2 separate regions of the Homo sapiens genome follow, and region 2 is linked to region 1. The links are chromatin loops, found by intact Hi-C in ENCODE. Cell type or tissue: endothelial cell of umbilical vein. All regions are shown on one strand. Each heading gives the region's core, and the rest is flanking DNA. Links, peaks and the distances in the headings are about the cores only.

The links. A loop is a pair of places that touch in the nucleus more often than their neighbours do. Peaks named below come from ENCODE experiments on the same cell type or tissue, not always from the same donor. Only the 100,000 strongest peaks of a DNase experiment are listed, where the experiment ranks them.
Region 2: a loop joins it to region 1, with 6 times the contacts of the local background. A loop is called at or near these places in 85 of 110 quality-filtered maps.

What each region holds. Positions count from the first base shown.
Region 1 is chr1:40,838,318-40,845,599 of GRCh38, forward strand. It overlaps KCNQ4 (potassium voltage-gated channel subfamily Q member 4), which reads left to right. Exons shown (of 14, transcript NM_004700.4): 14 at 1-2,135. The coding sequence ends at 206. Among named protein-coding and RNA genes, the nearest start is that of CITED4, 20 kb to the right of the region's middle. RefSeq lists an enhancer at 1,360-1,968. In endothelial cell of umbilical vein, for the core only: no CTCF peak of the experiment used is centred there; a DNase peak (open chromatin) is centred at 3,394; H3K27me3 peaks cover 1,707 bases.
Region 2 is chr1:40,770,923-40,778,204 of GRCh38, forward strand. It overlaps NFYC (nuclear transcription factor Y subunit gamma), which reads left to right. Exons shown (of 10, transcript NM_014223.5): 10 at 1-681. Among named protein-coding and RNA genes, the nearest start is that of KCNQ4, 9.2 kb to the right of the region's middle. In endothelial cell of umbilical vein, for the core only: a CTCF peak has its summit at 3,444 (motif pointing right); no DNase peak of the experiment used is centred there.

The DNA of each region.
Region 1 (7,282 bases), core at 1,124-6,123:
CCATCGAGCACAAGCTGGACCTGCTGTTGGGCTTCTATTCGCGCTGCCTGCGCTCTGGCACCTCGGCCAGCCTGGGCGCCGTGCAAGTGCCGCTGTTCGACCCCGACATCACCTCCGACTACCACAGCCCTGTGGACCACGAGGACATCTCCGTCTCCGCACAGACGCTCAGCATCTCCCGCTCGGTCAGCACCAACATGGACTGAGGGACTTCTCAGAGGCAGGGCAGCACACGGCCAGCCCCGCGGCCTGGCGCTCCGACTGCCCTCTGAGGCCTCCGGACTCCTCTCGTACTTGAACTCACTCCCTCACGGGGAGAGAGACCACACGCAGTATTGAGCTGCCTGAGTGGGCGTGGTACCTGCTGTGGGTGCCAGCGCCCCTTCCCCACCTCAGGAGCGTGAGATGCCAGGTCGCACAGAGGGCAGCAGCAGCGGCCGTCCCGCGGCCTCTGGGCCCCCCAGTGCCCTGCCCACTCCATCAAGGCCCTATGTGGCCCACCTGGCAGGGGCACAGCCCCGGGAGTGGGAGCGGGCGCTGGGGCCCTGGGCCCTGACCCAGCTTCCAGCTATGCAAGGTGAGGTCTCTGGCCCACCCTTCGGACACAGCAGGGAAGCCCTCCCGCCAAGTCCCCGCCCCACTTGGGGGTGGGCCAAGGTGCCCCCACAGGTACCCACAAAGCACAGGACCCTGCCACAAGGCAGGTGGACACCATATATGCAAACCATGTTAAATATGCAACTTTGGGGACCCCCATGGGGTCTCTCTGTCCCTCCCCCATTGGGAGCTGGGCCCCCAGCAGTAGCTGGTCTCAGGCTGCTTGGCCACCACCCTGTCCCTATTCTTTGGCTTATCACTCCTTCCCCTCCCAGCATGGGGCCTGTTTCTCCCCTGCCCTCTCCTAAGGGCAATGCCTGGGCCTTTCTTCCCATTTGCAAGTGTCAGCTCCCAGGGGCTCCCTCCTCCTGCTGGGTGGCCACTCCCCTCCTTGGCCCTCCAGACACCACTCATAGTCAGCACAGGTTTCTGTATCCTCCCCAAAACTCCCAGACAGTGCTTCGTGGACGATCGCACAAACATAGCCTTTTAGTTTCTCCAGACAGGAAGAAAGCCTCTCACACTTAAACATGCAATGACGTGACACACTTGGAGACATGAGTGCAGAGCCACTCAGCCGCTCCTGGGCCTCTGCAGCAGATGCCAGTGGACTGGCCTTGCAGGGTGACGACCACTAAGAGGAAGACCCCCAACTCCATCTGAGCAGGAGAAGGAGCTTTGAAGTAACCCGAGAGCTCTCCAGGCCCCACCCAGACCTTTACCCGCTCCCCTTCTTCAAGAAGATCTCCTCCTCTCTGGTCCAGGAGCCCTAACCCACTGCCTCTGCCTGTCCCCAAGGGCCCGCCTCCGTGTCTCCACAGCACAACTCGGGCCCAGGCCTGACACCACTGGAGAGACCCCAGGCCCACTTCTAGCCAGGCCTGTGCCTTCCTAGTCACTCTAACTCCCAGAGAGAATAAGAATGCATGTAATAGCTATACCAACCGCGCATCCGGCTTTCACATGCACTGTCTCCCCTCCCTCCACACCCCACTTCTTCACTTCAATTGGCAGCGCCACATCCAGGCGTCAGCCCCCATTCACTCCAGGAACACTTTCTTATCCCCACCCCTTTGCTCCTCTTCTGCAAAGCCAATGCAGGTGGCAGGAAGGTGAGGGGTAGTGGACCAATGGCAACCCTCTGTGGGAACAAGGGGCCGAGGCCACGCTGCCTGCATCTCGTGCTGGGGACCTGCATGCGCCAGCACCAGGGCTTGGACTGGATCTTACTCAGTCCATGGTGCCCAGCCTCTGCCCCAACATGCCCTCTGCATGTGACCGTCATGCCCTGGATGGAGCCACTCCTGGCTCACCCCACCTGCACTGCACTGTCCCCAGAGAGCCACCCCTCCACCCACTCAGAGACAGCTGTGGAGAGGGCCAGGAGAATGGGATTACCCTATGACCAAGGAGACATGGGAAGAAGCCCTCCTTCCTTCCACGATCGAGGTTCCGCCATCAACTCGGTTCTCGGATATGCAAGTACCTCACTTTGTTAACTTATTAACTTATTGGTTTCATTAAAGTTTTCAAGAGGAGGTGATTGTTCTTGGTTTTGTTCAGTGGCTGTGAGGTGAGGCTCCTGGTTTGGGGGTGGGGACAAGGAGATTTGGATTGGTCGGGACTCTTTGTTGTATACAACAAAAACCCAACCCTGTATGGTTTAAACAGACAAACAAAAAGAAACTTATTGGCACAGAGAACTGAGAAGTCCAGGGGATAGATTTGGTTTCATGCACAGTGAGATCTAGATGCTTAAACGTGTCAGGACTCTTGTTTCCTGTAAGCCTTCCTTTCTGGCAGGCTGACCTCTCATGGTGACCAGTAAAATTGGCCACCACTTTCCTAATAGTTTGCATCAGTCAAGATCAAGTCAGGAAGGCAGAAACAACACTAAGTTTTTCAGCAAAAGAATTTATTATAGGTAATGGGTTACACTGATGCAGGAGGGCTGAAAGAACAAAAGAGAATTTTCTCTAGGTGATTCTGAGATAGCCTAGAGAAAATAACTGCAGAAAGCAGTTACCACTCCCAGAGCTGCAAGAGTATAGGAAACAGGTTGGGGTTATCAGAACCCACAAGCTTGCGGAGAGGGAGCCCGGTAGTGTTGGGGCTCAGAGATCTGAAAAGGAGGTACTCCCTGGCTGGTGCTAGTACCTCTTAGGGGACACAATGAGGCTTGTCTGGGAGTATGGGAAAAAAGCCGAAGTCTGGGATCAACTGTTGCAACCTGGCTGTTGCTGATAAGGATAGGAAGCAAAGGAAGAGAGAAGTCTCCACTTTTCTTGCCTTCCAGTCTTCCCCTAGTACCCCTTATTGTCAAAGCTAGCGAACAAAGGAGTGATGTGGTTTGCAGAGTCCCAGCCCCAGTATCACAGAGTTAGAAGGCTGCACTTGGAACTGAAAGACAATAACATGGGCACGGGCCACCCCTTTGGACACACAGTTTCCACAAACATCAATCCATACATACTTGAACCGCCATATAACGACAGTAGCTTCCACCTAGTAAGATGAAACTGTCCTTTATACAAATGAAGACACTCTAGTCCCCTCCCCCTAAATGGGAAAAACACAACGTCCCACGGTTCAACAGATGCATCCATCTCCAGGGGTTAGTCACTGAATCCATATTTGGGTTAAGTATTCCTCTAATTCAGGCACAATTCCACCTACAACTAAACACTAAAGTAAAGTTGATCATCACATACAATGTTTATATAAAATATGGGAGAAAGGAGGAGGGAGGAAAAAATAATATGTACAGTGCACACACACACATGCACACACATCCCAAGCAAGGAAGGAAGTACGCATAGCCGCAATCGACCTCTTTCTGGTATCTCTGGTCACAGTGCCATGGTTGGTATGAATAATTTCCTTATTCCATTGCCCTTCCATGTTTCCTTTGCCCTCAGCCAACACCTCAGCTTTTTAGGGACCTTTTTTTTTTTTTTTTTTTGAGACAGAGTCTCGCTTGGTTGCCAGGCTGGAATGTAGCGGTGCGATCTCAGCTCACTGCAACTTCCACCTCCTGGGTTCAAGCGATTCTCCTGCCTTAGCCTCCCAAGTAGCTGGGACTACAGGCATGTGCCACCACACCCAGCTAATTTTTGTATTTTTAGTAGAGATGGGGTTTCACCATGTTGGCCAGGATGGTCTTGATCTCCTGATCTCGTGATCCACCTGCCTTGTCCTCCCAAAGTGCTGGGATTACAGGCGTGAGCCACCGTGCCTGGCCAGGGATCTTTATATGGTGGAGTGACCCAGATAATCATTCCTGAAGGGTCTGAATCCTCAGCGGTCCTGCATGGGTGGGTGTCACAGCTTTTCATTGACTTTTGCTATCATACATGGAAGTACTTATTATAGAAAGGCCTTAGAGAATCCCTTGGGTTCCAGACTTAGTCCTCCTTGCCCTGTTGTGTGGCAGCAACCAATTTCCGCTCGGTAATGAAGATCAGTCATGCAGCCAGTGTATTAACTCTTTATTTTTCCTGCTGGTTGAGTGGCATGAGGAGCCCACAATGGCCTGGTTAAAGTTTAAACCTCCAACGTAATGAAAACTATGTTGCCTCCCTTCCCTTGAAAACTAAGACCTCCAAACTAGCAGAGCTCAATGCTACAGGGACCAGAGGCAGAAGTTTTGTGAGTGGGTGGAGTAGGCTGAATAATAGCCATTCAAATATAGCAAGTTCTAATTTCTGGGACCTGCAAATGTTACATTATAAGGAAAAGGGGCCTTTGCAGATGTGATTAAATTACGGATCATGATATGGGGAGATTATCCGAGACTGTCTGATGGGCCTAAATCCAGTGACAAATGTCTTTTTAAGAGAGTGGCAGAGGGAGATCAAGTCACACAGAAGAGGAGAAGGTGATATGAACATAAAAACAGGGACTGGGGTGATGCTGCCACAAGCCAAGGAATGCCAGCAGCCACAAGAAACTGGAAAAGTCCAGGAATGGATTCTTGCCTAGAGCTCTGAAGGGAGCACAGCCCTGCACACACCTTGATTTGGGCTCAGTGAAACTGATGTTGAACTTCTGGCCTCCAGAACTGTGAGAGAATAAATTTCTGTTGTTTTAAGCAACCAATTTTACAGTAATTTGTTATGGTAACCACAGGAAACTAATACGGCGGATTATTTGGTGTCATAGTGAGAGAAGCCACTCTCACCAGCTCCCTTGGATTCCTGGAACCTTATATCCTGGCTATGTCAATGAGGATAAACATACCTGCTTCATGATGGAAAGGGTCCAGTGGGATCGACCTGGCACCAAGTGGCTAGGTGGACCCTTGCAGAGGGATGATATACTAAGTACTTAGCATTTGTCTTGGCTGGAGGCAGGTTGGACATACAGTGTGGCATTAGTCAGATCAGCCTTGACGAGTTACGTTCATGTTGTTGAACCTGTAAATAGTCTCCATTCTGGCCACCATGACCACATTGTACATAAACATATGGAGAATGCGCTGGAGAGACTAGGGAGAGAGGCTGGCTGACATCCATCCAATGTGCCATCTTGTCCATCGAATTATCAAGAGCTGCCTCTGCCATGGATGACTTTGGGTGAGATTTTACTTGGAATACAAATATCTTCATATTCTGTGTCATTTCTGAAAGTCCATCTACTAGTCTCTCCCAGTTTTTCTTATGGCCAGTCCTCCAGTTCTGTGCTTTCTGAACCCCTGACCATCCAGCCAAACCATTAGCCACTGCCCATAAATCAGTGTAGATCCATACTTCTTGTCATCTCTCAATCAGACAAAATGGACAACCAAATGTACTGAAGGACAGGTAGGATGGAGCCAGGCCTGGGAACTGGGGTGGTGGCAGTGGTGGTGATGTTCCAGGAAAAGGCACAGTATGTGATAGGGTCCAGAGGCACCAGTGAGTGTGGTAGATGAAAGGAACAGAAAGAAATCCCGTGGCTGGTCCCAGACAGCAACGGAGAGAGGGGTGCAAGATGGGACTTTAGAATTAGGGGTCAAAGTTTACAGGATTTCATTAATCATTCCAAAGAGATAGGACTTAGCCATGATAGCAGTGGGGAGACAATAAAAGATTTTTCTCAGGCAGCACACTGGGGTAGATTTGCATTTTAGAATTTTTTTTTTTTCCTGGGATGGAAGATGTATTTGAGGGAGTAAGTGTGGGTGTGGGGAGAGCAGGTAGGAGACTGCTGCAGTCACCCGAGCAGGAGGTGCTGGTAACCCGAACAAGTCCCATGACATTTCACTAATTGAGTTAAATGTCTATTGAGCACCCGCTATATGCCAGACCCTGCCTCAGCACAATATACAGGATGAACAGACACGGGAGAACAAGTTACAGCCCTGAGGTCATCCAGCCCCTGGGGGAGACAGATGCACAATTAACCAATGCACAGCTACTGTTTATCTTCTAAATTTGCCTGGCTCAGCAAGGAGAGTTTGCAGGTGGCTCTGGGAGTCCCCAAACTGTCATCAAATACGGCCTTGACAGCAGATACAATTTTAGCTTGGTGTGTCATTTATCTATTGCTTTGTAACAACTTATTTTAAAACTTAATGGTTTAGGACAGATGTGGTGGCTCATGCCTGTAATCCCAGCACTTTGGGAGGCCGAGGTGGGTGGATCACTTGAGGCCAGGAGTTCAAGACCAGCCTGGCCAACATGATGAGACCCCCATCTCCTAAAAATTACAAAAATTAGCCTGGTATGGTGGCGTGCGCCTGTAGTCCCAGTCACTCAGGAGGCTGAGGCAGAGAATTGCTTGTACCCGGGAGGTGGAGGTTGCAGTGAGCCAAGATCATGCCACTGCACTCCAGCCTGGGCAACAGAGCAAGATTCTGTCTCCAAAACAAACAAACAAACAAACAAAAAACCACCAACAAAAAACCTTAATGGCTTAAAATAACAACTATTTTATTTTATTTACTCTTGATTCTGTGGGTCAGCAATTTGGGGTGAACTCAGCTGAACAGCTCTGCTGGTCTCACCTGGGGTCACTAATGTGCTTGCAATCATCTGGCATCAACAGGGTCTAGATGGCCCAAGAGGGCCTTCCCCACGTGTCTGCAATCTGGTGTGAGTTGGTCTGCAGGCAAGACGGCTCATCTCTGTTCTATGGAGCTTCTCATCCTCCAGTAGATTAGACTGTACTTCTTCATATGGCAAGAGGGCAAAAGCAGAAGCCATCAGGCCTCTGGAGGCCCAGGCTCAGAAGCTGTACCAAGGGGCTCAGCTCACTTTGATGGGTGCTCTGAATACGTTGCGATGTTTACACTCTTGTAGATCTAAAAAAACCCATGCAGTTATTTCTCTATTTAGATAATTTATTTCATGTACTTTTGTTTTTTTGAGAGTGCAGAGTGCAGTGGCCACTGCACTGGGCCATATTTCACGTACTTTTGACAGCTCCAATTGTTAAAACAGTTTCGTTTTCCCTCTGAGAAGCTGAGAGGCACATCTTCCCCTACCACCCACCTCTGTGTATAGCAGGACCGTGATAGCTGCTACCACGGTGTGTTGGTCTGTGTGGGATGGCATAGCAAATATCATGGACTGGAAGGTCTAAACAACAGAAGTGCATGATCACACAGTCAAAGTTCTGGAGGCTGGAAATTCAAGACCAAGTTATCAGCAGGGTTGGTTTCATTCTGAGGCCTCTCTCCTATGATTGTAGAGGCTGCCTTCTT
Region 2 (7,282 bases), core at 976-5,975, 68 kb before region 1:
GACCTCAGCGCCTCCTGCAGGCTAGGACACTGGTGCACTACACCCCATGCCTGGGGGCCGAGATTCTCCAGCAGAAAGATGCAATATTTTTTGTTTCCTTTTTTTCCATTTTTTTCTCTAAGGAATCAATATTTCAATATGTTGAGTGTGTGTCCAATGCTATGAAATTAAAATATTAAATAACATATTTATGGCATTTTCTTGAAGAGTGTGGTTGAAGAAATATTTCTCCTTTTGTTTTTCTTTTTTTTTTGTTTGTTACTGCCACTTCTTTTTAGGAGCAAATCTCCCCAGGGGTGTACGGTATTTCTTGACTCTGGGAACAGCTGCTACCCCCAAGACTTGCCACGTTGTTCTGCCCTCAGATGGAATTAGGTGAATGTGTGTAGCTGCTTTTTCACTCGTGGTCCTCTCCCCATCCCTTGCTCTGACCCCAGAGCTCTGTGTATTTGCATCCAGAGGCCATGGAAACATTCTTTGCATTTAAGAGACAGATTTATTCCCTGTGGAGAGTGGGTGGATTCATTGCCACACTCTTTTCTCCCAGGGACCCAGGAAACTAGGACTTTGTGTGTTTGCTGCCCACCTCCCTTTTATTTTTTAAATGCATTAAAAACTGTGCTAGTCTCCTTTGCATGGACTTCAAGCTGCATGAAATGCAATAAATCTCATTTTAGATAATTTAGAGTCTGGGTTTCTGTGTCTGGGGGCATTCATGGGGCCACTTTGCTTGGAAAGGTTCATTTGCCCTCAGTTTGTGTGTCTGGGAGAGAGGGCCACCCTTGTGAGAAGGAGATGTTCAAAGCTAAGGGAACTTAATGCTGTGTACCTAATTCAAACTGAGGTCCTTAGCCGATCTTTTTTTTTCTGGCTCTGTTGCCCAGGCTGGAGTGCAGTGGTGTGATCACTGCTCACTGCAGCATCAATCTCCTGGGCTCAAGCAATCCTCCCACCCCAGCCTCCTGAATTGCTAGGACTACAGTCAGGTACCACCATGCCCAGCTAATTTTTTTTATTTTTTATTTGTAGAGACACGGTTTCACTGTATTGCCCTGGCTGGTCTTGAACTCCTGGGCTCAAGTGATCCTCCCACGTCAGCCTCCCAAAGTACTGGGATTACAGGCATGAGCCACTGTGCCTGGCCTACCTCGGCTGGTCTTAAAAGTGAGCTTCATCAGAATATATTTGCTGCTCAGAGATGCTTGCCTGCTGGACTCACTAGATTCTGACCCGTGTATCAGACTGAGCTGTGTCCTGCCTGGTTGAGGGTCAAGAAGGGGGCATCTCTCATGGAGAAAGCTGGCTCCGTCAAAGCCTGGGGTAAATCCTTCCAGTCCTGCCTGGCACAGGCTATCATTCAGCTACCTGCTGTGGCCATGCCCATTAACAAAGGCATGGCATCTGCCATAGAGAACAACCCAGGCCCCTTGTCAGCCAAGAGTTCTACAGCCAAGACCTACTTCCTGTTAATTGAAGCAGGGAGAATAGAGAGAGCATTCCACTTCATTGGCCACAGAGGCCAGTGATGAGCCATCTTTCTTACCTCCACCATGCCATCCTTCCAGCTGGAATGAGCTGCTGTTGTGGGAAGAACAGTGAGCTGGGTGCCAGGAAATGTAGGTATTTGCCCTAAACCCATGGGCAAATACCTCCCTTGTCTTTGGGACTGTCTCAGTGGGTGAGGTGGAAATTGGGGAAGGGCTTATATTAGATGATTTCAAGTCTGAACCTGATGCTTTTATGATTATCTTATGAAATATCCACTGTAAACCATGGGGATAAGACATGAGTTAGTTTTCAACAAGTAGTTTCAGATTACTGCCCTCTGATCTTCCTCCCAGGAGATTCCCCAGATTTCTGGGATCTGCTTAAATACTTTGCCTAGATTCAAGTCTGGCCAGCTCTGCTCTTTACTCCAGATTGGGGCATCCTGTTGCCTATATTGTCTTGATGATGGTAGCTTATAAAATACTCAGCATCTACTTCACTATGCCTTACCTCAGTCCATAAGAAAAAATTGCAATGAAAACAACACAATGAAATAATAAAGTAAAACAAATTAGAATTAGGAAAAATACAATTGAGTAGGAAATCAGGATTATAGAAAACAAGAACACAGATATCATGGTTATAAAGACCTACGTATTTGTTAGAATTATTTGACCCTGAGCTTCCTGGCCACCAGAGCAAAAAGAGATGAGACCAGGTAAAGGATTCACATTATAAAAGAAAGACAGATAACTTTTTTTTTTTTTTCAAAAGCAAAGTTTTTTTAGCTTTAAGGTTTTGGATACATGATGCTGTCTATCCAAAATGACATGGAGTGTCACCAGGGTAGGTAAAGCAGGTGACAGTTCACCATGAGAAGTCAGTAAGTTGGCCCCCATAACAGTGAGTCAGGGTCAGCCCCAACCTGCTCGCAACTCCCAAATTCATTCCCTCCTTCTATATCTAGTTACCTTCATTCTAGCTCTGGACTTTATTCTGAAGGGGGTCTTCTGGCCTTTCCAGCTGTCCAGAACTCAGTCTTAGCGAGACATCATATAATAGCAAGTTTTCACTGATAGCCGTGTGCCTAGCCCTGTGTGCAGGGAATGTAAGAGGGAGAAAGTGAACATGCAGAGGGGCCCCAGGCTCAGAGAAAAGGCAGAACCTCCACAATTTAATTTCATGGTGCCCTGTGTCCCACCTTGTTTGCTCTTTGGTTCATTCCTGAAAACCCAAGTGTGATTGGAGTTTCAGGCCAATGAATGGGTCCCCATTTTCCTGTAGACTTCCATTCTTGTTTTAGAGATGTTTTGATCAGTTGTGATTAGCAAGCAGCTTCCCTGCTGAACACTTTCCCTTTAAATTGCCCTGCCAGCAGGGCCCATCCTGGTGTAAACAAACCCTTTGGCGCAGCCCAAGAGAGCCCCTATCTAATACCCAGCACGATCCCCTTACATCCGGAGCACTCTTTAAACATTTTTCCTAGCACTTGCAGCATCCGTCCTCCCTCCCGATGATCTTCACAGTGACCCTGCAGGGGAGACAGGAAGAGGTATCATGATCCCTGTGTTAGCGATGGAGTCATGGGAGGGCTAGTGAAGTGCAGTGACTTGCCCAAGGTCACTCCATGAATTGAGGGTGGAATTGAAACCAAAACACTGATCTCCTGACCCCCTGTGCATACACAGTTGCTCTCTGGCCAAAGGTGACATGTATATGTGTAAGAAAGAAGCAGGCTATTGAAATGTGAACTATCCCCTTTTAGTCAGTCTTCCTGAACTGACTGGCCCAGCCTTGAGTATACATGAAATAAATAAAGCAGTTGGGTCTGGTCTGGGGACAGCTGGTGGTTGGGAACTTGCCACAAGGATGACCTTGGAGATTGGAGACCCCTGGAATCTGGAGCAGACAATCTGGCTGGCTTCCTTGCAGCTCAGGTCTGCGGAGGCCACAAGGGGGCAGCATGCAGCCCTCACCTGTGTCTCTGGGAGGTGCCCTGTCCCACTGTCATCCCAACTGTAGACAATTCTAGGAACTAGTGGGAGTATGACTGTCCCCTTTCTTAACCCACTTCCTGATAAGACCCTCACCCTTTGAAGGGAGGGTCCTCCCTAGGATAACAGTGAGAGCTGGAAACTCTACCCTCTCCAGAGTATTGCCTCAAGGTAGGTGGTTAGATTTTAATAAGGACTTTCTGACAGCCCAAGTTGGTTCAAGGTCCTTCTTATCTCCCCAGCTTTGTTTCTTTTCACTCTCCTCTCCCTCACCACCTCCTGTACTCTATGCTCCTGTCACACCCAATTACTCACTGATCCCTGAACTTAGCTCCATGTTTTCAGAATGTGCTAGCTACAATTCCTGAAATGCCCTTTTACTTCCCTTTTCACTTATTGAGCTCCTATACATCCATCAAGGCCCAATTTAAATGGCCCTTGCCGAGAAACTTCTAATTCCTGAGCCAGAGTCAGCAAAGACCTCTTCAGTGCTCCCATGTGAACTTCTACAACCTCTATTATTAGAGCTCATATACAGTCATTCAGCAGCTATTTCTTTGGCACCTTCTGTGTGTCAGACGTTGTTTTAAACATTGTGAATACAGCTTAAAACAAGTCTGACTTCTCTGCTACCATGGAGCTTATATTGATGATTGGGTTGAGGGCAGGGGTTGGGTTGGGGAGAGAGACAACAAACAAAAGACCAAGTTAGCCTCTAAAGAAACCCTCTATCCTCTGTTAGTGTTTTCTGGTTTGGGCTGTCTTCCTCACAGGGAGTTCTCAAGTCCAGGGTCATCTCTGCACCGCTGGAGTGCAGCACAGAGCCTGGCACCAAGGGGGTAACAGTAACTGATGAGTGAGTGAATGAACACAAAGCCATCCTTGCAGCCACACTGCGCACATTCCCACCTCTGCTCATCTGCTCTCACCATGACATTTTTTTCTTAACAATTTTTGTTTGTTTTTTTTTCAGATGGAATCTCGCTCTGTTGCCAGGCTGGAGTGCAGTGGCGCGATCTCAGCTCACTGCAACCTCCGCCTCCCGGGTTCAAGTGATTCTCCTGCCTCAGCCTCCTGAGTAGCTGGGACTACAGGCGCCCGCCACCACGCCCAGCTAATTTTTGTATTTTTAGTAGAGACGGGGTTTCACCATGTTGGCCAGAATGGTCTCGATCTCTTGACCTCGTGATCCGCCCACCTTGGCCTCCCAAAGTGCTGGTATTACAGGCGTGAGCCACCGTGCCCAGCTCTTATTAACAATTTTTTATTGAGCTCTGATAATATGCCAGGCAGGGGTGTTCAATGGAGATTATTGTTTAAGAAATTTCTGTCTAGGAAAATATGTCTAAGGCCAGGCATGGTGGCTTATGCCAGTAATCCTAGCACTTTGGGAGATGGAGGCAGGAGGATCACTTGAGGTCAGGAGTTTGAGACCAGCCTGGGCAACATGGTGAAACCCCATCTCTATAAAAAATACAAAAATTAATCGGGTGTGGTGGTGCGTGCCTGTAATCCTAGCTACTTGGGAGGCTGAGACAGGAGGATTGCTTGAGCCAGGGAGGATCACTTGGGTGACAGAATGAGACCCTGTCTCAAAAAAAAAAAGAAAAGAAAAGAAAAGAAAAGAAAATACATCTAAAGCTTGGTACTCATGGATTCTCATTTCATCTTCACATCCTCGTTAGGTAGGCATTCTCCCTATTTTATAAGTAAGAAACTGGGTCTCAAACATGTTAAAATATTACCCAAGGGCACCAGCTGGTTGCCTGGAGCCAGATGCTCCTAGAAGCCTCCTGTGTCAGCTGGCCCAGCCCCCATGGGTTTTGTCCCCTCCATTTGTGATTATTTTCCTACAGAGAATGAGAGTCCCCTTCCCACCAACTCTTGAGTAGGGACCTAGCTTTTGTCCCACAGCTCCAGCCATCTATAGGCCTCAGTGAGGTGGCATCTGATCTCCTAAGAGGAGTGGACCCTCCTGTGGAGGCCCAGTGCCCAGTCACATGAGCAACTTGGCCATGGCTTCCTCAAGGCCTCGTGTGCTAGGCTGCTGGTGTCTTCCCCAGCTTGGGTGCTGTTCCACTGCCATGGCTTAGGAAGAGGGGACAGAAGGACAGTAAGGCTGGCACTCAGGAGGGAAGAACCTGAGCTGGGCCAGGCTGGGCTGGCCTCCTGTGTCTGGCTGGTGCTGAGGAGAAGTCTGAAACAGAGCCCGGCCTCCCTCCAATCCCTGAGACTCCAGCCCCTCCTTAGAGTCCTGGCCCTGCGCTGTGCCCATCATCTCTGTGAACTCCCAGCCCCTCCCCCAAGTTCCTGTTCTCTCTTTCTGGGAAGGTCTGTGGAACAGCTTTCTAAGATCTTGTATGTGTCAAATGTCTTAATTTTGCCCTTTCATTTAAGTGACAGTTTGGCAAGGTATGGAATTCTAGGTTCACAATTATTTGCCCTCAGCACTTTGAAGATACGATTCCATTGTCTCTTGGCATCTGTTGTTGCTGATGAGAAGTTTACTGTCAACTCAATTATTGGACCTTTGTAGATAAGCCATCTTTTCTCTCTGGTGGCTTTTAGAATTTCTATTTATTCTTGATATTCTACACTTTGACTACAAGGTGTCTAGATAGAGTTTTGTTTTCTAAGATATCTTACTAGGTAGTCTGTGGGCCTTTTAAATCTAGAAATTCATGGATTATTTTTGGCAAGTTCAGTCACTCTTTCCAGTATCTCTTTTTGAAACCCTTAATGCATATGCTAGATTTTCTCATTCAATCTTCTATGTCTCTTTTCTTTCATCTGCTTAATCTCTTTATTCTGTGCTTCAGTCTGAAGGATTTCCTCAGTTCTAGCTTCTAATTCATTAATTCTCTTCAGATATATTTGATAACCTATTTATTGATTTTTTAAAAAATGTTAGTAACTTTAGTTTTCATTTCTAAAATTTCTAGATAGTTCTGTTCATTTCTGCTACGTTTCTGTTTGATATCTTTCTATTCTTGTTTTATATATGCTACTTCTTCCTTTATCTTTTTGATGATTTTAGCTATATTAAATTTCCTTTCAGATTGCTCCATTAGCTCTAGGTCTTTATGTATAAATTCTCCCATGAGAGGTATGTCTCTTAAGGTATGGTGCTTCTAATCTGTTATGGAATTTATCCTTGAGATTATTTTCAGCACATTTTCCTGATTGTGCCCTGGGATGTGGAGGCCATCCTAAGGGATGATTTCTCAGTTGTATGTGCCTAAGCCATGTGGAAGTGCAGCAGCCTCAAATCAGCTCTTATAGCAGTGTCTTGGTTTGGGATTTTTGCATGGCCTGGATATCAAATCCTGAGCCCACACCCCCTGTGGACAGACTGAGGTGTCACACTTATAAGGATCCTCTTTCTGCTTAAAGCCAGGGACCAGGTGGCTAGCAGACAGAGATTTTAATGTTCACGGCAGGCAGCACTTTACCAGACTCAGCTTTAAGCAGAAAGCCTACTGTTGTCCCTGGCATTTTTGAGGTTGGCAACTATACTTCCCACCCTCCCACCCCACTGGACACTGGACCCCCCCTCAGAAATACACCTTCAATTCCTGCTTGCCACCAGGAATTACCTCTTATGGTCTTACACAATTCCCCATTCTTGCTTTTGGTGCTTGAATATGTACTTTTTTTTTCTTTTAATTATCAGCTGGGCATGGTGGCTCATGCCTGTAATCCCAGCACTTTGGGAAGCCAAGGCTGGTAGATCACTTTGAGGCCAGGAGTTCGAGACCAGCCTGGCCAACATGGTGAAACCCCATCTCTACAAAAAATAA